3 separate regions of the Homo sapiens genome follow, and all the other regions are linked to region 1. The links are chromatin loops, found by intact Hi-C in ENCODE. Cell type or tissue: Caco-2. All regions are shown on one strand. Region 1 holds the start of LOC107986087 (a long non-coding RNA gene). Region 2 has its middle 36 kb from the start of TKT. Region 3 overlaps RFT1 (RFT1 glycolipid translocator homolog).

What was found. Hi-C counts contacts between places; a loop is a spot of excess contacts. Peaks named below come from ENCODE experiments on the same cell type or tissue, not always from the same donor. Only the 100,000 strongest peaks of a DNase experiment are listed, where the experiment ranks them.
Region 2: a loop joins it to region 1, with 2.6 times the contacts of the local background. A loop is called at or near these places in 13 of 110 quality-filtered maps.
Region 3: a loop joins it to region 1, with 2.9 times the contacts of the local background. A loop is called at or near these places in 2 of 110 quality-filtered maps.

The regions. Positions count from the first base shown.
Region 1 is chr3:53,266,229-53,274,228 of GRCh38, reverse strand. It overlaps LOC107986087 (a long non-coding RNA gene), which reads right to left and starts at 4,255. Exons shown (of 4, transcript XR_001740702.3): 1 at 4,049-4,255. RefSeq lists enhancers at 278-830, 1,926-2,811, 3,429-4,628 and a cis regulatory region at 3,475-4,351. In Caco-2, no CTCF peak of the experiment used is centred here; DNase peaks (open chromatin) are centred at 4,048 and 7,728.
Region 2 is chr3:53,216,314-53,224,313 of GRCh38, reverse strand. No RefSeq gene overlaps it. Among named protein-coding and RNA genes, the nearest start is that of TKT, 36 kb to the left of the region's middle. RefSeq lists a silencer at 4,335-4,384. In Caco-2, a CTCF peak has its summit at 4,242 (motif pointing left); a DNase peak (open chromatin) is centred at 4,233.
Region 3 is chr3:53,110,753-53,118,752 of GRCh38, reverse strand. RFT1 (RFT1 glycolipid translocator homolog) reads left to right here. Exons shown (of 13, transcript NM_052859.4): 7 at 6,845-6,923. Among named protein-coding and RNA genes, the nearest start is that of RFT1, 16 kb to the left of the region's middle. RefSeq lists an enhancer at 3,220-4,419. In Caco-2, a CTCF peak has its summit at 4,673 (motif pointing left); a DNase peak (open chromatin) is centred at 4,612.

The DNA.
Region 1 (8,000 bases):
GCCTCACTCTGTTGCCCAGGCTGGAGTGCAGTGGCGCGATCTCGGTTCACTGCAACCATACCTCCCAGGTTCAAGCAATTCTCCTGCCTCAGCCTCTCAAGTAGCTGGAATTACAGGTGCACACCACCATGCCAGGCTGATTTTTGTATTTTTAGTAGAGACGGATTTACATCATGTTGGCCACACCGGTTTCAAACTTCTGACCTCAAGCAATCCATCCACCTTGGCCTCCCAAAGTGCTGGGATTACAGGTGTGAGCCACTGTACCGGGCCGAGAATTGGTTGTTAAAAGGAGCCTGGCACCTCCTCTCCTCTCTCTTGCCTCCCCCTTACCCTGCGATCTGCACGGACCACCAGCTCCCCTTCCCCTTCTGCCATGAGTGGAAGCTTCCTGAGGTCCTTGCCGGAAGCAGATGCTGGCTCCATGCTTCTGGCACAGTCTGCAGAACTGTGAGTCCAACAAGCCCCTCTTGTTTATTAATTCCCCAGCCTCAGGTGTTCCTTTATAGCAACACAGACTAAGTCAGTACATTCTCATTGATGCCTCCCCCGAGAGGCAGAGCTTATTCCGAGTGTAGCCTCCCAGAAGGGCCACAGTGCACACCTGTGCACACGTGCACACACACACAACACCAACTTCCTGTCACCCCAGGAAGGGACAGGAGCATTGGTTGTGGCAGGACGGATGTCAGTCCTTTAGTCTGAAGGGGCCCCAGATGGCCCCAGGCCCAGAATGTGGAGCCGGGAAGGTCGCCATGATCCACAGGGCAGCTGTTTTCCTACCAGGTCCCAGTCACCCCAGAACGGTGGTTCTGGCCTTGCCTGAGTCCCAGGGAAGCTCTAGGAGGCACCCTCTGCAGGCCGCTTCCCATCTTCTGTGGTGTCTCTGAGTCGGCAGTGGAGCTCTGGCTTCTGAAGCAGGTGCAAAGTCTGGGCCCCTACACAGTTTTGCTACACAAGCCCCATTTTGCTGTGTCTCTGACGTGTCCCTGCCCCTCAGAGTCTGCCCCTTCCAGGCCAGGTGTCCTTCCCTGAATAGAGCTTTCTAGCATGCTCTCCCCATCTCGCTGGCACTGAGAGGCTTCCCTAACTTCTGTCTGACGCCCTCCAGCCCGGCCCTCAGATGGGAAGGGGACCCTGGCCATGGTGTGCGGACCATCGCTCCCATTTAATGTGGGTCCTGCACAAGAGGCCTCAGCTCCACTGGACACCTCCACTCTTTTTAAAAAATATTTTATAAATCCTTCTTTGCTATCTTAACCTGGAATTCATAGATAATATAACTTATGGCTATACACACAATTTCTTCTTTTGTAAAACAGATCTTTTGTAAGAAGGAGCTTCTATTTTTTTCCTTTCATTTTTTTTTTCTTTACAAAAAACAAAACAGTCAGCCATGGTGGCTCATGCCTACAATCCCAGTACTTCAGGAGGCCGAGAGGGGAGGATCACTTGAGCCCACTGCACTCCAGCCTGGGCAACAGAGCAAAGTAAAAATAAAAAGGCTTGGCCAGGCAGGGTGGCTCACGCCTGTAATCCCAGCACTTTGGGAGGCCAAGGCCGGTGGATCACCTGAGGTCAGGAGTTTGAGACCAGCCTGGCCAACATGGTGAAACCCCATCTCGACTAAAAATACAAAAATTAGCTGGGCTTAGTGGTGGGCGCCTGTAATCCCAGCTACTAGGGAGGCTGAGGAAAAAGAATTGCTTGAACCCAGGAGGCAGAGGTTGCAGTGAGCCAAGATCATACTACTGCATTCCAGCCTGGGTGACAGAACAAGACTCTGTCTCAAAAAAAAAAAAAAAAAAAAAAGAATTTTTGAAATGATTTTTTGTACACACAATTTTAAAATAATATTCTCTAATTGTAATATAAAGGAGAAACGTTAATAATGAAATGTTTCATATTAAATATGTATGGGGCACACCTGTAGTCCCAGCTACTCAGGAGGCTGAGGCAGGAGGATTGCTTGAGCCCAAAAGTTCAAGTCTAGCATGGGCAGCATAGAAAGACTCTGTTTTAATATGGAAATGCTTGGGCACAGGTACACAGGTACACAAATTCCCAAAATACCCCATAGAGGACCTCCGGTCTTCCCTCTGAAACCTCTCCATACATCGCTGAAAAGCATGCTACTCTCCCACATAACATCTGTGGAGGAGCCAGCCACAGTGGCTCACGCCTGTAATCCCAGCACTTTGGGAGGCAGAGGTGGGTGAATCACTTGAGCTCAGGAGTTTAAGACCAGCCTGGGCAACATGGCAAAACCCATCTCTACCAAACATACACACACACACACACACACACACACACACACACACACACACAAAGCCAGATGTGGTGGCATGCACGTATAGTCCCAGCTACTCGGGAGGCTGAGGTGGGAGGATCACTTAAGCCCAGGAGGTCAAGGCTGCAGTGATCTGTGTTCACACCACTGCACTCCAGCTTGGGTCTCGAAAAAAAAAAAGAGTCGGCCAGGCGCGGTGGCTCACGCCGGTAATCCCAGCACTTTGGGAGGCTGAGGCAGGCGGATCACTTGAGGTCATGAGTTTGAGACCAGCCTGGCCCACATGGTGAAAGCTTGTCTCTACAAAAATAAAATTAAATTAACATAAAAAGAATACATATTGAAATGAATGTATTTCCTCAATCCCCTCTTCACCCATGCCAGCTAGACACAGACACAGTTTTGTTGCAGAAAATTCTGTTATTTCAAAACTGGCTGTCACCCCCTCCTTGGCGCCTTCCCAGATCAACAACCTCAGCAGGCAATTGTTTGTACAAATCACTGGACAGTGCGGTATAAACACGTGCTGCTGGGGCATCCAGCACCTGTGCCCAACACATAGACCCTGGTAAATGAAGTGTTGAGTGAAATCAGAGGACCAGTGATGGCAAAACCACTTCCCTGCCCTGACCAGATAGCCAGCAGCAGCACTTTTCTTTTTGCACAGTAGCATGGAACAAACGCTTTTTTTTTTTTTGGTGATGGAGTCTTGCTCTGTTGCCCAGGCTGGAGTGCAGTGGCGCCATCTTGGCTCACTGCAACCTCCACCTCCCAGGTTCAAGCGATTCTCCTGTCTCAGCCTCCCAAGTAACTGGAACTACAGGCACCCACTACCACGCCCAGCTAATTTTTGTATTTTTAGTAGAGACGGGGTTTCACCATATTGGCCAGACTGGTCTCGAACTCCTGACCTTGTGATCCGCACACCTCGGCCTCCCAAAGTGCTGGAATTACAGGCGTGAGCCACCGCACCTGGCCTAACAAATGCTTTTCTGATGCCTTGTCCAAGTCACTAGAACAGGATGGCTGACTGGGTGCCCTTGCTAATTCTGGAGGCAAGGATGGGAAGAGAGAGAGTAAAAGTCATGTGTCTGGGGGCCAAAGAACCCTGGTTTGGGAAGTGAGATATCTCCTCACTCACTTTCTCAGGTGACCTTACAAGGGAAGTGCTCCTGATGGTTTCAGGTTTTCCAGGAGGAGCTGTGGCTCACAGTGGTTAAGCAACCCCTCTGTGAGCCACTCTCTGGAGCTTTTTAGTCCTACTCTAAGAAGCCAGTTTCACTCTCAGCTGTTCAACAACCAGCCCAGGAGAAAATCCACTTAACCTCCCCACGACACAAAACAAAAGCTTTAATATTTAATACCCACTGGAACAAAATAGCTCCTTCCACCACCCCAGCCTTGCTCAGGGAAACCCAAGAGGTACCAGAAAAGGGGACAAGGATGAAGATCTCTCCCTACTGCGTCCTGCAGACTGTGCAGGAGGAGCCCCTAAGAGTGTCCTGTCTGTCACCAGCACCGCCCCTGCCCAGCCCAGCCTGTCCAGCGCCCCTGGGCAGGAGTTGACAGGGGCTGTAGGGCGTTGCTGGAAAGCAGCTCCTGCTCCTCACACTAGGAGGTACCCAGGCCTACGGCAGTGCCACACAGAGCCTGACCGCACTAGTCAAAAAGTGCAAGTCACAATGACTCGGCATGTTTTCTTTATGCACAAGGAAAGCAGGCCCGGCAGGGCTTGGCTGGCCTCACACTGGCACTTACCTCCGAGGAGTTCCAGGCCTCTCCAGCCCCAGGCCTTCTAGGGTGAGTCAGAGGGCCAACAATCCAGTCTGGCCCTGGGATTGGCCAGGGACAAGCAGGGTCATGTCTGCAGGGGCGACCAGAAAAAAACCCTCTCTCCTGGAGGCACAGTGCTAGATGGAGGGAAAGCACAAGTATTGTTTGTTGCAGTATAAAAGCAGAAGTATTGCAAACATCCAACCAAAGGGGGACAGTGGTTCAACTTCCTCTGTGCCAGTAGTAATCCTAGGGTAGAAAAGAATGTGGACTCACGTGGGGAAAGACGCACAACCTGTGGAGCATTAACATCTTTATTTAAAATATTGATGCAGACAGGCGGATCACCTGAGGTCAGGAGTTCAAGATCAGCCTGGCCAACATGACAAAAACCCGTCTATACTAAAAATACAAAAATTAGCCAGGTATGGTGGCACACGCCTGTGTACCAGCTACTTGAAAGGCTGAGACAGGAGAATCACTTGAACCTGGGATGCAGAGTTTGTGCAGTGAGCCGAGATTGCGCCCCTACACTCCAGCTTGGGTGACAGAGTGAGACTCCAACTCCAAAAAAAAAATGAGTAAAATAAAATATTGGGCCAGGCGCAATGGCTCACGCCTGTCATCCACGCACTTTGGGAGGCCAAGGTGGGTGGATCACGAGGTCAGGAGTTTGAGACCAGCCTGGCCAACATGGTGAAACTCCGTCTCTATTAAAAATTCAAAAAAATTAGCCGGGCGTGGTGGTGGGCACCTGTAATCCCAGCTACTGGGAGGCTGAGGCAGGAGAATCACTTGAACACAGAAGGCGGAGGTTGCAATGAGCCGAGATTGCACCACTGCACTCTGGCCTTGGTGACTGAGCGAGACTCCGCCTCTAAATAAATAAATAAAAGAAACACCTAGGTTAGTGTGTGATTGAATAACTGGGTACTAGTCTAGCCAAATTGACACATAAAACTGACCATCACAGTATTTTTGTTAAATTTCCAAATTTTCTACATGGAATATGTGTTACTTGTATAATATTTTTTAAAAAGCAATAAGTGACAAAACCACCGTAATGAGGTAACACTTTGCACCCACTAGGATGCTTCAGGTAAAAAAGATACAACAACAGGCCGGACGTGGTGCTCACGCTTATAATTCCAGAACTTTGGAAGGCTGAGGCGGGCAGATCACAAGGTCAGGAGCTTGAGACCAGTCTGGCCAATATGGTGAAACCCTGTCTCCACTAAAAATACAAAAAAATTAGCTGGGCATGGTGGTGGGTGCCTATAGTCCCAGCTACTCTCAGGAGGCTGAGGCAGGAGAATCGCTTGAACCCAGGAGGCAGAGGTTGCAGTGAGCCAAGATTGCGCCACTGCACTCCAGCCTGGGTTACAGAGCAAGGCTCCATCTCAAAAAAAAAAAAAAAAAATACAACAACAACTGTAGACAAAGTCATGGAGAAACTGGAACCCTCATTCATCACTGGTGAAACTGTAAAATGGTGGGGCCACTTTGGAAAATAGTTTGGCAGTTCCTCAAATGGTTAGATGACCGTTTGTAGAATTGCTGTATGACCCAGCAATTCCATTCCTGTGCATATACCCAAGATAACTGAAAACACAGGTCCACAAAAAAATGTTTATATCACCATTCAAAGCAGCATTATTCATAATAGCAAAGAAGTGGAAAAAAACCAAATGTCCGTGAACTGATGAATGGGTAGGAATATTGTGGCATATCCACAGGATGGAAAATTATTTATCAACAAAAGGAATAAAGTACTAATACAAGCGACAAGGCGGATGAACCTTGAAAACATCACACTGAGTGAAAGAAGTCAGACACAAAGATCACAAATTGCAATGGTGCCATTTATATGAAATATCCAGAATAGGCAAATCCATAGAGACCACAAGTAGATTCCTGGTTGCCTGGAATGAGGAAGAGGGAAAAATAGGGAACTATCAATGAGTACAGGTCTCTTTTTCTGGGTGGTAAAAATGTTCTAAAACTAGGCCAGGTGTGGTGGCTTACATCTGTAATCCAAGCATTTTGAGAGGCTGAGGCCAAAGAATCACTTGAGTGCAGGAGTTCAAGTCAAGTCTGGGCAACATAGGGACACCCTGTTTCTACAAATAATAAAAAAAACTGGCTGGGCATGGTGGCTCACACCTTTGCTGTCAGCAACTCTGGAGGCTGAGGTGGGAGGATGGTTTAAGCCCAGGAGGTCAAGGCTATGGTGAGTCACTGTACTCCAGCCTGGGCAACAGAGAGACCCTGTCTCAAAAAAAAAAAAAAAAGAATAAGTTCTAAAATTAGGTAGTGCTTAGAAGTGCACAAGCTGCACAATCTGTGAATATACCTATGGTATAATACAAAATATATTTGGTCTTTTTAGATTTGTTTAATTTTTAAAGATTTTTTATTTTTATTTTATATATATATATTTTTGGAGACGGAGTCTTGCTCTGTCGCCCAGGCTGGAGTGCAGTGGCGTGATCTCGGCTCACTGCAACCTCCGCCTCCCGGGTTCAAGTGATTCTCCTGCCTCAGCCTCCCAAGTAGCTGGGACTACAGGAGCACGCACTGCCACACCCGGCTAATTTTTTTCGTATTTTTAGTAGAGACAGGGTTTCACCATGTTGCCCAGGCTGGTCTTGAACTCCTCGGCTCAGGCAATCTGCCTGCCTCAACCTCCCAAAGTGCTGGGATTAGAGGTGTGAGCCACCACGCCCGGCCTAATTATTATTTTTTAAGAGACAGAATCTTGATCTGTCACCCAAGCTAGAGTGCAGTGGCACAATCATAGCTCATTGCAGCCTCGAACTACTGGGCTCAAGCAATTCTCCCACCTCAGCCCCTGGAGTAGACACTTGGCTAATTTTTTTTTTTTTTTTTTTTTTTTTTGAGACGGAGTCTCGCTCTGTCACCCAGGCTGGAGTGCAATGGTATGGTCTCGGCTCACTGCAACCTCTGCCTCCCGGATTCAAGCAATTCTCCCACCTCAGCCTCCTGAGTAGCTGGGACTACAGGCGTGTGCCATCACGCCTGGCTACTTTTTGTGTTTTTAGTAGAGACAGGGTTTCACTATGTTGGCCAGGCTAGTCTCGAACTCCTGACCTCATGATCTGCCCGCCTCGGCCTCCAGAGTAATGGGATTACAGGCATAAGCCACCATGCCCAGCCCAAATTTTCTTTATCCTTTCATCCTTTGGTGGATGCTTAGGTTACTTCCATATCTTTTTTTTTTTTTTTCCTTTTTTTGAGAGAAAGTCTTGCTCTGTCACCCAGGCTGGAATGCAGTGGCACGATCTTGGCTCACTGCAACCTCTGCCTCCCAGGCTTAAGCGATTCTCATGCCTCAGCCTCCCGAGTAGCTGGGATTACAGGCACGCGCCACCACACTCAACTAATTTTTATATTTTTAGTAGAGATGGGTTTTTGCCATGTTGGCCAGGCTGGTCTTGAACTCCTGGCCTCAAGTGATCTGCCTGCCTCTGCCTCCCAAAGTGCTGGGATTACAGGCATGAGCCACTACACCCAGCCTGCTTCCATATCTTGATGAAATATATTTAGTATTTGTCCCTAGTTCCTGTCACAGGGCTGAAAACCCTTGGAATTTGCTTAGCAGAAGGCATGTCTTTTGTTACTCATAAGCCACTCTTTGATCACACCTGCGTTTATGCTAACACAGTGACTTGGGGTGAGGCCTCTAGATAGGCTCGGGATGGGGCAGTCACCAGAAAGACCAAGTAATTAGAGGATTAGAGGTCTGGAACTTTCAGCTCCCTCTCCCCGCATACCTCACCCTATCTGTCTCTTCATCTGGCTATTTCTCTGATTCCTTTGTAATATCCTTTATAATAAACGGGTCATTATAAGTAAAATGTTTCCCTGAGTTCTGTGAGCCACTCTAGCAAGTTAATTGAACCAGGGACGGGATCTT
Region 2 (8,000 bases), 50 kb after region 1:
GCACAGGCCCAGCCAGCAGCCTGGTGAGCCCATCTACACTGGCTAGCCATGCCCCAAGGACCTGGGAGGCCTGGCTAACCCAAAGTAGAGGGACAGGAGGGGCAGCTGCCCTCACCTCCAGCCTGCCTGGCCTCTCCCAGGCCCACACAGCTTGTGAAGAAGAAGACGAGAGCCTGGGCAGCAGGCGCCGGGGCCTGGGCAGGATGAGGGAGGAGAGTCAAGAACCCTGACCCAGTCACCCAGACCCAGTCCGGGGACATCAAGGCTACAGGAAGCTGGGACATTCAGGAATCCCAGAGCTGAAAAACTCTGCCTCCTTTTTGGCGAGAAGACTTAGAGTATAATGTGCTTAGTGTAGGGCGTGCTTGGTGCGGAGTGTGCTGGAGGCCATCACTGGGTCCTCATGGGAGCCTGACGAACTTGTCATTTCTCCCTCAGCCCCTGCTCAGGAAATACGGGAAGCCAAGACAGTGCCTGAGGCCTGACTGGAGGCTGGTGTGGCCTGACCTGTCAGCTAGCAAGGCCTGGCGGTGCCTCATGGCATAGACAGCTGAGCAGGAGGGCAGCATGGCCCCCCAGCAGCCTAGGACAAACTTTCCTGGCACCAGGGAAAGCCCCTCCCACCCCTGCTGGTAAAGGGGATGCTGAGGCTACAATCCACACAGCCAGGAGCCGGGATGCAGCTGCAAGGAGGGCGTGCTGGTGACCCCTCACGTCCCTACCCACTTGGGCAAAGGCTGTGGCAGCTGAGCCTGATAGGGGCGGGCAGGGCTGGGGGCAAACTCCCCAGACCAAAACCACCCCCACCACCCTCTGCTCAGTACATGGGGCAGTCCTCTCCCCAAGCCTCAGTTTCCTCATTTGTTCAGTGGGAATCATGACGGCCTCACAAGGCTGTTGTGAGAATGAAATAAGAGAAGTGTTAATGCCTTTAGAACACTGCTAGGCAGATACGGGCTCAGAAGAAGTTGGAATTCCTAACCGTTCACAGGCAGGGCCACCTGGCTGGGGGGCGCCTTTGTCACTGTGCGTTGTGTGACTACAGACATTTAGGAAGCACAGACTTCTGCCCGTAGCAGCCCATGCTGGGCAGTCGGGGCCTGGCTCTCAGGGGTGGTGGCCCAGCACACAGCTGTTCAACTTGATCATAACTGTCCTTGACACAGCCCTGACCTGTTGGTTATCAGCTTCACTGTGATATAATTCACATAGCACACAATTCACCTATTTGAAGTATATTATTCAGTGGGTTTTAATATATTCACCAAGTTGTGCAACAACGCCACAGTCAATTCCAAAATATTTCCATCATCCCCAAAAGGAACCCTCTATCAGTCCTCTGCTGAGGGCCACACAGATGCCTCTTGCTGCAGAGCTGGGATCACAGCTGTCCCCTTGCTCCCACCAAAGGTCCCCTCCCAAGATGGGTGTGTGTAGGGCAGGATCTGGGTCCTGCCATGAAGGGAAAAAACCACTTCAAACAGCTTGTCCTGCTTTCCCACCTCAAGGGCGAGGCTCTGCCTGCAGGACCTGGGGCCCATGTGTCCTCGCTGGTCCTCTTTGGGAGGAGGAAGAGGGGAGAGGAGGGTGAAGGCTGTTGGCCACTGCGCTGGGTGGGATTCCAGAAACCGACGCTCAGGGATTGGGTTTTACGGACACACGGATCTGCAGTATGAATCATGAAAACACCAACACACAGAAAATGGGGAAAGGAACAGCACAGCAGAACATAATGTTGCTGACTACAGGCTCCTTCCCCTGCTCAGGGAGGACCCAAAGCTACGTCTCCTACCCCAGTCTTCACTCCAGAGAAGGGGGGTTGCCCAGACATGGCCCTAAGGGCAAGATGAGGAAAGTTTCTGAGTTGGGCCCAGGGGGTGCTGGCAACCCAGGTTGGACACCCAGGGCCTGTATTCACGCTGGTTTTGGTGGTTTATTCTAGGTCAGGCACAACCTTGGGAAGAATGAGCCCTTTGTTCCTGGTTCAGCTGGCAAGACAGGAAAGGGCTGCCCTAGGGTCCGGGGTCCTGCCGCTGCCCCACAGCCTGGGCCTGAAAGCTGCCGAAGCCCCAGTCAGCTCAAGCTGCCATGAGACAGTACCATAGGCTGGGTTGCTCAAGTAACAGAAGTGTGCTTCTCACTGTGCTAGAGGCTGGGAAGTCCAAAATCAAGATGTTGCCCCTTCAGTTTCCAGCAAGGCTCTCTTCTGGGCTTGCAGGTGGCCTTGCCTCTGTGTGTGCTGGGGGCAGGAAGATCGAGCCCTCTCTGGTGCGTCTTATAGTATAAGGACACTAATCCCATCAGATCAGGGCTTCACCCTTAGGACCTCGTTTAACCTTAGTTAACTTTTTACAGAACCTGTCTCCAAATACAGTCACATTAGGGGTTAGAGCTTCAAATTATGAATTTGGGTTTGGTTGGGGGCCACAGCTCAGTCCATAGCAGCCCTCAAATCTGCCAAGTTCACAGTTCACTTCTCTCCCAGGGGCACACTATTCTGGATGTCGGAACTTGAAGTATAAGAGAAAAATGAAACTATCTTGAGATTTAAATGAGAAGAGGGGGCTGGGTGCAGTGGCTCATGTCTGTAATCCCAGCACTTTGGAGGCCAAGGCAGGAGGATCACTTTTGCCCAGGAGTTCAAGACCAGCCTGACATCATGGAGAAACCCCATCTCTACACAAAATACGAAAATTAGCTAGGCAGCAGCATGCACCTGTGGTCTCAGCTACTCAGGAGGCTGAGGTAGGAGGATCACTTGAGCCTGGGAAATGGAGGTTGCAGGGAGCTGTGAGCACACCTCTGCACTCCAGCCAGGGCAACAGAGCAAGATCCTGTCTCAAAAAATAAATAAAAGCTAGAAAGAAGGAGGGTTCTTTAAAAAGGGAGCAGAGGCCGGGTGTAGTAGCTCACACCCGTAATCCCAACACTTTAGGAGGCCGAGGCAGGTGGATCACCTGAGGTCAGGAGTTTGAGACCAGCCTGACCAACATGGTGAAACCACGTCTCTACTAAACATATAAAAATTAGCCAGGCATGGTGGTGTGCACCTGTAATCCCAGCTACTCAGGAGGCTGAGGCACAAGAATCACTTGAACCTGGGAGGTGGAGGTTGCAGTGAACCAAGATGGCATCACTGCACTCCAGCCTGGGCGACAGAGCGAGACTCTGTCTCAAAAAAAAAAAAAAAAAAAAAAAGCAGAAACCCATCAGCAGGCCACTGAGCACCCCTCCACACACGTCCAGGTCCAGGGCAGGAGAAAACCCCAATCCCCCTCCTTGATCTGGGTCTCACCTCCCAACAACAACAAAGTTTCCAACACTGGCAAATGTGGGTTTCTGCCTCAAGTCTTCATCAAAGTACCTCAGGTAGTCTTAATTAGTACAGCAAGTTGTACATGGTATGTTTTTATGTTTTTAGTGATTTCAGATCTGAACATTCTATACGTATGTTTTTCACATGTTTTCACAGGAGGAAGGGACAACCAACCAGAGAGTTTTTGTTTTGTTTGTTTGTTTGAGACAGGGTCTCACTTTGTGGCTCAGGCTGGAGTGCTGTGGTGTGATCTTGGCTCACTGCAGCCTCGGCTCCAGGGCTCAAGTGAACCTCCCACCTCAGCCCTGAGTAAGCTGGGTCTACAGGTGTGCACCACCACACCCAGCTAATTTTTGTATTCTTTGTATACACAGGGTCACCCCGAGTAAGCTCGGTCTACAGGTGTGCACCACCACACCCAGCTAATTTTTGTATTCTTTGTATACACAGGGTCTCCCCATGTTGCTCAGGCTGGTCTCGAACTCGTGAGCTCAAGCAATCCACCAGTCTTGGCCTCCCAAAGTGCTCGGATTACAGGTGTGAGCTGCTGCGTCCGGCCTACTGACCAGAGTTTTAACAAAAACTTCCCATCCATACACCACACTTTAAATTCTGGAAGTTTCCATCTCCACTCCTGTATGTCTAAAAGACTGAGAAATCCCCGAACTGGATAAGGCGCTTTATCCCTTTAAGAGTTTAATTGGAGACAAGCAGAGACCTCTGCACATGCTTGAGCCCAGGTTCCCCAGGGGTGGGGGGTAAAGGGCTTTGACATTTCCACCCCACCAGGAATTTCATTTGAGCTGATCTCTGCAACATAGATCTCAGCAATTGCCTGTCCATTCATCCTCACAGGCCCACGTTGCATTGCTTTGCAGGCGGTAGTGGCCTGCATGGAAGAGGAGCCTGCAGCGCCACCTGTAGGGCTGGGGAGGGATGGACTCATGGACCAGAGATCCTGGCTGCAGCAGTGCCTCCTGGTCGTTGTCACACACAACTGAAACTGCAAGGTACATGCTGGGACAAAGATGTCAGGCTCACTCCCTGTGAGACTAGGCAGGGCTCTCTTCCAATGACACCGGAGTTCATTGATTTTACTTTTTCCTTATTTTATTTTTTCTAAATTTTATTTAATTTTATTTTTTGAGATAGTGTCTCACTCTGTTGCCTGGGCTGGAGTGCAGTGGCATGATCTCACTGCAGCCTCGACCTCCTGGGCTCTGGTGATTCTCCCACCTCAGCCTCCTGAGTAGCTGGAACTACAGGTACATGCCATCAAACCTAGCTAATTTTTGTGTTTTTTGTACAGATGGAGTTTCACCATATTGCCCAGGCTAGTTAAATTTTACTTTTTAAAAGGCTAAACTCGAACTCCTGGGCTCAAGCAATCCTCCCACCTCAGCCTTTCCAGTAGCTGAGACTACAAACGTGCGCCACCGCACCCAGTTTGCTTTTATTTATTTTTGAGACGGAGTCTCGCTCTGTCACCCAGGCTGGAGTGCAGTGGCGCGATCTCGGCTCACTGCAAGCTCCGCCTCCCGGGTTCACGCCATTCTCCTGCCTCAGCCTCTCCGAATAGCTGGGACTACAGGCGCCCACCACCACGCCTGGCTAATTTTTTTTTTGAATTTTTAGTAGAGACGGGGTTTCACCGTGGTCTCGATCTCCTGACCTCGTGATCCGCCCGCCTCGGCCTCCCAAAGTGCCGGGATTACAAGCGTGAGCCACCGCGCCCCGCCTGCTTTTATTTTTTATTGACACATAATAACTGTATATATTTATGGGTTACAGTGTGATATTTTAATACATGTATACAATGTTTAGTGATCAAGGTAATTAACATATCCATCACTTCAAACACTTATCATTTCTTTGTGTCAGAAAGATTCAAAATCCACTCTTTGGCTGGGTACAATGGCTCACGCCTGTAATCCCAGCACTTTGGGAGGCCGAGGCGGGCGGATCATGAGGTCAGGAGTTCAAGACCAGCCTGACCAACATGGTGAAACCCTGTCTCTACTAAAAATATAAAAAAAATTAGCCAGGCATGGTGGCTCGCACCTGTAATCCCAGCTACTCAGGAGGCTGAGGCAAGAGAATCACTTGAACCAGGGAGGTGGAGATTGCAGTGAGCCAAGATCGTGCCACTGCACTCCAGCCTGGGCAACAGAGCGAGACTTCATCTCAAAAAAAAAAAAAAAATCCATTCTTCTCGCTATTTTAAAATATAATTCAATAACAATAAATTGTTAATTATGGTCAGCCTACGGTGCTATGTAACACTAGGACTTATTCCTCTGACCTAGCTGTACTTTCATATCTGTTAACCAGCCTTTGGTGGTTTTACTTCCTAAATGATCCCAAACGTGCCACCTTCTGCCCTCATCCTGGTCCAGACCTCCATCATCTCTCCTGAGAGGGAGCAGTCAATGGCCTCCCAGTTGCCTCTTGATCTCCCTGCTCTCCCTGCTCATTCTCTACACAGCAGCCCCACAGAAACTTCTAGAACCTGACACAATGGCTCTTCTGCTCACACATCCCCACTCACACATGGCTGCCAGTGGATGAAGCCTTTTCTGACCCTTTCCAGCCTCATCTCAAATCTTCTCCTCCTCACTTCCCAGACCCCAGCTCTGGCCCAGCTCCTCTTAGTTCCTCAATGGTCTCTCTCACTTCCTCTTCTGCCTACCCACCACCCCCCAGTCTGAGTTGGTGCCCGAATGCTTAGGACTGAGGAAAACAAAAGTTGGTTTGGCAATAGGAAGAATGGTGACCCAAGATGGGAAAGAGAGGGCTGGATGGTATGGTGGGAAGGGGGGTCAGGAAAGGCTCCTGGGAGGAGAGGGCATCCAAGCCGAGGCTTCAGGTGTGGACTGGGGGTCTGAGAGTGAGCTGTGGGGGGCTGGGGTTGGAGTTGGGGTACCCATTCCAGGAGGAGTCCTATTTGGGTAACAGCAAACATCTAGTTTGACTAGAAGGCAGGTGTAGGGGACAATGAAATGAGTGTGGGAGACGGAGCCTTGAATGCCAGGGGACTAGAACCTGGTCAGTCACAGGGAATCAGATTCCAACCCCGGGTGGCCTCAGGCAAATCTCCCACCCATCAGAAGGGCCTCTGCTTCCTCACTGATAAGACAAGATATTGTTGGCAGGGCACTGTGGCTCATGTCTGCAATACCAATACTTTGGGAGGCTAAGGTGGGAGGATCGCTTGAGCCTGGGAGTTCAAGATCAGCCTGGGTGACCTGTTTCTACAAAAAATACAAAAATTAGCTGGATGTGGTGACGCACACCTGTGGTCCCAGCTACTCAGGAGGAGAGCTTGAGGTTGGGAGGTCAAGGCTGCAATGAGCCATGATTGAGCCACTGCACTCCAGCCTGGGCAACAGAGTGAGATCCTGTCTCAAAAAAAAAAGGCAGGATATTGTCACAGTCCCTACCTTACAGAAGATTGCACACTTTATAGCTCAAATAATACTCAAGCCAGATCTCAAGGTACTAAACACACATTTGGGATAGGGGTGATGGACAGGCAGAGACTTGAGCCAGGGCTGCCTGGTTAGCCACCCCGAGGGCCAGTCCCAGCTTCCTCACCAACCACTGAGAGATCCCAAGTATGTCCTGCCCTCTTTTGTCCTGGTGTCCCCAAGAGAGAGAAGAAACAGAGTCCCCAGGCATCTGGTAAGAGCCCAAAGCTGCCTGTCCCAGGCTCAAGATATCTCCAAGGAATCCTCCGAGGATTTTAAGGGTAAACTTAAAATTCCTGCAGATTTTGCACTCTGCTCTATAACATCCAGTTTTACTATAAAAATAATATTTTGCATCACTTATTCATAGATTTGGTATTATTCCTCCCTTAAATGTTCAATAGAATTCTCCAGTGAAGCCATCTAGGTCTGGAGTTTCCTTTGTGGGAAGGCTTTTAACTTCAAATCCAATTCCTTTCACAGACATGGGCTGATACGGTTTGGCTCTGTGTAGCCAAATCTCATTTCAAGTTGTAATCCCCACGTATCAGAGGAAGCACCAGGTGGGAGGTAATTGGATCATAGGGGCAGTTTCCCCCATGCTGTTCTCATGATAGTGAGTGAGTTCTCAGAGAGCCGATGGTTTTAAAGTGTGGCACTTCCTTGTTCTCACACTCACTCTCTCCTGCTGCCTTGTGAAGAAGGTGCCTGCTTCCCCTTCCCCTTCTGCCATGATTGTAAGTTTCATGAGGCTCCCATAGCCATGCAGAACTGCAAGTCAATTGAACCTCTTTCCTTTATAAATTACCCAGTCTCAGGCTTTTTTTTTTTTTTTTTTTTTTTTTTTTGAGACAGAGTCTTGCTCTGTTGCCCAGCTGGAGTGCGGTGGCACAATCTTGGCTCACTGCAGCCTCTGCCTCCCAGGTTCAATCAATTCTCCTCCCTCAGCCTCCTGAGTAGCTGGGACAATAGGTGCGTGCCACCATGCCCGGCTAATTTATTTTTAGTAGAGACGGGGTTTCACTACGTTGGCCAGGCTGGTCTCGAACTCCTGACTTCAAGTAATCTGCCCTCCTTGGTCTTCCAAAGTGATGGGATTATAGGTGCGCACCACCATGCCTGGCTAATTTTTTTATTTTTAGTAGAGACAGGGTTTCCTCATGTTGGCCAGGCTGGTCTCAAACTTCTGACCTCAGGTGATCCACCTGACTCAGCCT
Region 3 (8,000 bases), 160 kb after region 1:
GCCACCAGAGCTGCACACGTGATGATATTGCCACGTTGTCTCTGCTAAGACACTTCATGAGCTCCTCCATTCTGGGCACTTTCCCTTCTCTCCATGCTTGTTTGCTTGCCGGATGTAATGCACTCAGTTGTGGTAAGGCACATGCTGGATTTCTCCTTATTCCTCTTGTGATACTTGAAAAAGTAGTAAAATATGTGAGACTTAAGTCTCAGAATTCACAGAATCCTGTTATACAACTTTTCGAGAAAAACTAGATCCTATGTATCAAAGCCAGATATGTTCTCATTTGTGAGGTCAGAGTTCTCCATTCTGCTCAGCTAGATTTTACCTATAACCTAAACCAACAGGACGTTTTGGATACCACTGTGCCTCATCTACAGGCTTAGATGGTTAGGACTCAGGATCGCTTCTCTTGCCTAGAGCTTCTGCCCCCTGCCCCCAGAGCAGGTCCGAGAGTGCAGAAGAGTTCTTCTTCCCCTTAGTGTCTCCTGGTGCCCACCTGTACCAAGCCTGGCAGATTTTCATACTGGGCCTGTCCCTGTGCCCCAGCAGTATTTTGGGAAGGAACATTTGAACCATTAGTATAAGCAAAGAGAGAAGGTAAAGAAAAGAGTCTGCCAAGTGTTTATTAAACTCTGTGGTGGCCAGCTTGAGTGACATGGCAAGACTGTCTCTACAAAAAAAAAATTTTTTTAATTAGCTGGGTATAGTGGTGTGCACCTGTAGTCCCAGCTACTCAGGAGGCTGAGGTGGGAGGGTCGCTTGAGCACAGGTCAAGGCTGCAGTGAGCCATGATTGTGCCACTGCACTCCAGCCTGGGCAACAGAGTGAGACCCTGTCTCAAATAAATAACTAAATAAATAAAACCTGTGATGGGCTCAGAACTCTAAGCTTAGTTTCTTTATCTGTCAAATGGGGATAATAATAGTACCTCACTCCTAAGGCTGTTTTGAAGACCTGATGAGTTGGGGCATGTAAGGTCTTAACATTGTGGCCTGGCACAAGTGGGTATCCTTAAGTGACAACCGATATCACCACCGTCACACTGACACCCTGAGAGCAGAGCTGGCTCTACAGGGGCACCCTAGCTAGGCAGCTCTGATGTTATTGGTGTGGGAGCTCAGTGGTTTAATCTGGCAATATGCTCTGAAAGTACCCATGCCCAGACTGCGAGGACCCAAGCCCTGATCATGAGAAGGCTGTGTGTACCTGTCACACATAGTGATACTGTTCCCGCTGACATACAGTAAGAACATGGCGCCATGCTTGGTGCCATCAGGGATACAGACATGTAGGAGAGGTGATTCCTGGGCCTCAGGGAGGTTCCTGTGGGCTTGAGAGGCACCTGATATAGATCTGAAGCCTGTGGGACTCTCCCCAGACCTCAGGGTCTTCATTTTTAAAGTGAGATTGTTGGCCTACGTGACCTGTGAGGCCCCTCTGAAGACTTCAGGAGTTCCATGAAAGTATTTGAACCTTGACAAAGAGCCATTTACAATAACTGCCATTGACTGCATGTTTTGTGCCATGCACTACACCAAGCACTTTACATGGATTTTGTGTTTAATTCTCTTAGTAATGTATGAGATAAATACTGTTAGCTCCATTTTACAGACAAGAAAACTGAGGTTCAGAGGAGTTAAGTGACTAATCCAAAATCACATAGCTGGTTTTGGACCCACTTCTCTCCACCTTTTGCTGGGGACTAGCTTTAGACTGTGGCTTACCCCTATGTTATGTAGCCTTCCAAAAGAAATTGGCTTATTGCCCATAGTAGTTATTGTTTACATAAAGATTAGGAAGTTCCAGGTGGAACAATTCATAATTCAGGTTTATTATTTTAAAAAGAAGCCCGGGCATGGTGGCTCACACCTGTAATCCCAGCACTTTGGGAGGCTGAGCGGGCAGATCACTTGAGGTCAGGAGTTGGAAACCAGCCTGGCCCACATGGTGAAACCCCGTCTCTACTAAAAATACAAAACAGTTAGCTGGGCATGGTGGCATGCGCCTGTAATCCCAGCTACTTGGGAGGCTGAGGCAGGAGAACTGCTTGAACCCAGGAGGTGGAGGTTGCAGTGAGCTGAGATCGCACCACTACACTCTAGCCTGGGCAACAGAGCAAGACTCTGTCTCAAAAAAAAAAGAGAAAGAAAAAAAGAGGCTGGGTGTGGTGGCTCAAGCCTGTAATCCCAGCACTTTGGGAGACCGAAGTGGGAGGATTGCTTGAGCCCAGGAGTTTGAGACCAGCCTGGGAAACATGGTAAGAACCCGTCTTTACAAAACATGTAAAATTTAGCTGGGCATGGTGGCACATGCCTGTGATCCCAGCTACTCTGGAGGCTGAGGCAGGAGGATCACTTGAGCCCTGGAGACTGAGGCTACAGTAAGCTGTGTTCATGCTACTGCACTTTAGCCTGGGCGACAGAGTGAAACCCTGTCTCAAAAAAAAAAAAAAAAAAAAGAAATGAGATGATTCTGAATGCATGAACGCAGTGTATGACTTTACCATGAGCAGCATGCCTGACTTGACTCCCCAGAGCAGCTTTCTGCACTGGGGACTTCCTTAATGGAAGCTGGTCAAATAATTATATTTACTATCAATTTGACTTAATTGTAAGATTTCCCTTCCTGTTCTTGTAGAATTCCATCTTCTTTAAAGATGCTTATTTAACCTTATAATAAATTAATGATACTTCAAATAATGGCTTCCGTTTATATTCATTGACATTTCTGAGGGATTTAATATGAGAGATATGCTAATATTTAAGTAAAGCTGAGGAATTTGACTCAGCAAGCATGTATTAAACATTATTATATGTTAGGCACTGTACCAGGTGCCCTGAGTGAGGCCCCTACCCTCAGAACTTGCATGGTGATGGAGAGATAGGATCTGTACTCAACTATGCTATAGGACAGTGTGTGTCTAGCGTTATCAAAATAGAAGCACAGAGGAAGGACTGCTGAATTCCATCTAGGAACATCAAGGAAGGCTTCACGGAGGAAGCTTCTTTTGTGCTGGACTTTGACACATGGGTGGGCAGAGGTTAAATGTATATGTGTGGTAGAGATGGGCATTCGTGACCACAGAAGGAAAGAAAATTTGCTCAGTGCTTGTTACCTGCCCATCATTGTGTTGGAATTGGGAATGTAGAGATGACTGGGGTACTTAGGTTGGCTGGAAAATGGGGGAAGGGAGAGAAAGGAAAAGGTGGCGGGAAGTTATGAAGGGAAGTAAACCTGGCTGCCAGGCTAGGGTCAGGTGGCAGTGGCCTCAGTGCTATGGAGCTTGGGTTTAATTCAGGGGCAGTGGAGCCTAATGAAAGGTTTTTGAACAGCACCATGATCAAACTGTCTGTATTGAGGAGCTTGCCGTCTCTTACAGAGTTATAGTGTCTTATTTTTTTTCATTCAGTCCTCATACTGGCTCCATGAGACAGGACTTCTTATCCCATTTTGCAGATGAGAAAGCCAAGGCTTAGCAAAATTAAGTATCTTGTTCACGGCGACATTTACACTAATAATTCAAGGAACTGCAGGTCGAGCCCCAATCTCCAAGCTTGACTCCAAAGCCTGAACCTGCAATGAGAAGGATAGGCTAGAGAAAGAGTAAGAAGCAAAAAAAGCTCATTGGGAGCCTGTGGCAATTGTCCAGGTGAGGAGTAAGGACAGGGGGAGGATGGATGAAAGTGGGAGGATGGATAAAGCTGGGGCAGCATCAATAGCCCCAGAGTGACTGGGATAGGTGGAGCAAGAGGGAGAGGAAGGAGTGCTCTGTAGGGTGGAGGAGGTGACAGAGGGCAGTGGACAGGATGGTAGCCCCACACTCACCAGTGACTCTTGTCATTGTGGTAAGGATGTGGCTGATCATATCATCCTGAGTCAGAAGAGTTTGGGAAGTGGACGAGTGACTCAGGTGAAAGTGTGATGAGCCTCTGAGTTCTGATTCCAGACCTTCCCTGGAGTTACCATCCATCACCTTTTACCACCTTAGCCGCCATTTCTCCGTTAGTACAGTGAGGGCAGTGGAATGGCTTGTTGGTCAGGGTATTCCAGGGAAATTCCTGGCTATTTAGATCAGCTCATCAGTACCAACCCAGCTATTGTGAAATAGGCCTCTTTTGACCGCCCCAAGTGACACCTCCATTCTGAACCTCCATTCTGAATAGAATGGTAACAGTCCACCATATGCTTCCTCTCTCCCACCACTCAGCCCCTGCCTGCAGAAGCCGCATCTCAGATTGGATTTCCTGCCTCTGTGTCCTTAATGAGCACTTTTAGTAAGTGGTGTCACCATTCCTTCTGAACCACAGGCCCATTTAAACCAAAGGCATTAGGAAAATCAAGTATGAGCTCTCAGATTAGGTACACCATCATGATCTCATTCTCCCAAAGAACTTTGTCTTTAAAGAGCTCAATCATCTTCCCAAATCCATTCACAACCTGCAGGCAAACAGGCATCACGAGAGCCTCATGACAAGCAGCAGCCTTCGTTTCCTTTTAAAAGGGGACAGGTCCTGCTTTGCTGACCCCTGGGAGGACCACCACAGCATGGCAAGGGGTGAGGAGCAGTGTGAGAGAGAGAAGGTGCTGAAGCCGGCTGTGGTCAGAATCCAAGTCTGAAGATGACGTGGTCCCCAGTGCCCCCTAGTGGTAGGAAGTTGTCTGGTGCTCTTTGTTCCGGGGAAAGGAGATGGCCTGTTTTAAACATCTTGTGGCCCAATTTCCTTCTCATCAGGGAAGATTTACTCCTGGGCTAAAGAGATAACCTGGCATCTGCTCTAGGTTCTCTGATTCCCTGAGGGCTGCACTGTTTGGGAGGATTCACACTTGCACTCCCTGTGTCTGGAAAAAAGGCTCAGAAACCAAGGAGTAAAGAGAATGGGGGCTAGAAGTGATCCTTGCTTTCAGAGGTGCTCTAGGCTTGCCCTGTCCCAAATGTTAGCCACCAGCCACATGTGGCTATAGAGCATTCTGGAATATGGCTAGTCTGAATTCAGATGAGTCATAAATGCAAAATACATATTGGATTTCAAAGTCTTAATATGAAAAAAAATATTTTTTACAGGGATTACTTGTTGAAATGATAATATTTTGGTTAAATAAAATATATTAAAATTAATTTCACTTGTTTCTTTTTCCTGTGCACTGTGGCTGCTAGAAAATTTAACATTACATTTCTACTGGATAGCATTGCTCTTCACGGATGGGCTTTCTGCCCAGAACAGGGGCCCACATGACTGAGACAGGTTCCAGGCCTGCCCTTGGGCCCACTTCCAGAGCTGTGGCTGACCTTTTGGAGAGGTAGAGTGGGCTTGGCCTTTGTAATTCAGCCCTCCCCTCCCAAAAAGCCCTCTGAAATCCTACCATTGAGAAGTAATCACTTTGGATAATCACTACTTTTCAAAATGCAAGTACCCTAGGATTAAGAACCTAACATCAACCAGGCATGGTGGCTCATGCCTGGAATCCCAGTACTTTGGGAGCCGAGGTGGGAGGATTGCTTGAGCCAGGAGTTTGAGACCAGCCTGGGCAATGCAGCAAGACCCTCATCTCTACAAAAATTTTAAAAATGAGCCAGGCATGGTGGCACACACCTGTAGTCCCGGCTATTCTGGAGGCTGAGGGGGGAAGATGGCTTGAGCCCAGGAGTTTGAGGTTATAGTGAGCTATGATCATGCCACTGCATTCCAACCTGGGTGATAGAGTGAGACCCTGTTTCTAAAACAAAACAAAACAAAAAACCAAACACCTAGTCTAAATATTCTGGGATCCCAGGGTGCCTACAAGATAGAGGAGGGGGCCCCAGAGAGAACTGTGGGAGGTAGAAAAACAGGAGTCAGAGGATACCGAGCTCCCTGGCTGCCTTGCTCTTCCATTTTGTGCTCAGCTCCCTGGCTTTGAGGCCACCTGTCTCTTAATAGGTTGACCTCTACCCTACCTAAGTGTTTCCTTGTCCTTAGGAAATGGGCCATTTGGTGCCGCTGGGAGTTTTATTTATTTATTTATTTTTGAGCCAGATTTTCGCTCTGTCATCCAGGCTGAAGTTCAGTGGTGCCATCTTGGCTCACTGCAACCTCTGCCTTCCAGGTTCAAACGATTCTTGTGCCACAGCCTCCCAAGTAGTTGAGATTACAGACACGTAGCACCACGCCCAGCTAATTTTTGTATTTTTAGTAGAGATGGGGTTTTTGCCATGTTGGCCAAGCTGGTCTCAAACTCCTGGCCTCAAGTGATCCACCCACCTCAGCTTCCCAAAGTGTTGTGATTATAGGCGTGAGCAACCTCGCCTGGCCTGGAGTTTTAGAAGAGTCATATCAGAAATTTTATTTTCTCCGTTCCTCTGTCATACCCATTCTGAGTGGTTTACCTGACCTGCGAAGGCTAAATTTCTTTTGTAATGCAGAAGGGCAGCTCCTATACTTTGTGTAAAAGGGCCCTGGATGGCTGAACATAGCATTACAATGTGCAGTATATGGAGCAGAATTTCTTCTGCAGCCTGGCATGCTTTAGACAGTTTTTAAGGAAAGAACAAACTGTGAGCTGTACGTGTTAGCTGTGGTCAGTGTACTGTGTGGGCCCCCAAGGGACAGCAGCAATTCTTTAGGGGTCTCAGTATATGAGTCTTGGGCAGGCCCTTACAGACTTTGGCTTTGTGTTTAGTAATGTAAATTCTTCTCCAGTGTTTGTGAGATGCCTTCTGTGTGCTTAGCATTGGATGAGGATTCAGTGGAGACTATCCAAGTTGGGATTTAGAGACCAGATTGCATTTGCCTCTCATGTAGCATTGCATTCTTAGACTTGCAACGCCTGTGATGTTTTTGTTTTGTTTTGTTTTCTCTTCTAGGCGTTTATAAACTGGAAAGAGGCTAAACTGACTTGGAGTTTTTTCAAACAGTCTTTCTTGAAACAGATTTTGACAGAAGGTAAGTAGACGGTCACTCTGAATCGTCGGGAGACCATAGTAGAAGGGGATTTCATAGGACTGCCAATTACCTGGGTCCAGACCACCTGTCCAGAGCCTCTGGGGCAGAAGAATTTCAGAAATGGGAGGAGGGGGCTTAATACGGAGAGAGAAACCAACGTCTGTTTAGTTTGATGCTTTACTTAGTGGTCTAATTTAAATCTCTCCACAGCCTTATAAGAAACATATTGTTCCCCTTCATCATGGATGAGGAAACTAAGGGTCAGTGAGGTTGCAGAATTTCTTTAGGGTTTTATAGTAACAAGGAACAGCTTAACTGGGATCCAGGTCTAACTCCAAAACCCCATGTTATATGATTTTTATGAATTTATTATGAAAGTATTATATCAGTTACATAAAAGTATTTTTATCATTTTTTTTTTTTTGAGATGGAGTCTTGCTCCGTCGCCCAAGCTGGAGTACAGTGGTGCTATCTTGGCTCACTGCAAGCTCCACCTCCCAGATTCATGCAATTCTCCTGCCTCAGCCTCCTGAGTAGCTGGGACTATAGGTGCCCACCACCACACCCAGCTAATTTTTTTGTATTTTTAGTAGAGACGGAGTTTCACCGTGTTAGCCAGGATGGTCTCGATCTCCTGACCTTGTGATCCGCCTGCCTCAGAGTGCTGGGATTACAGGCGCGAGCCACCACACCCAGCCTTTTTATCATTTTATATCATTTATTTATATCATTTTATTTTCTTCTTCTTCTTTTTAAAAATTATGTCAATTCCCTAATCCTGGATTTATTTTCTTAAACAACAAAATGCACTTGTATGAGAGTTTGGTCAGACTTTGGTCCTTTCAGTTTACCTACGACAGAGCTCTCAATGTGGAGGGCCAGCAAGGGGCTGGAAGCACATTTAGTTTTTGTATGTATATGTGTTGGTTTACTTATACCCAGCTTTAATTTAAAAAGTGAGATTTAAGACAGCTGTAAGTTGCTGAAGGTAGTAGTTTCTCTCTTCATATATATTTCATATCCATATACCTATTACTGAATGTATTTTTAATCTTTTCAAAAATTTTCTTTTAATTA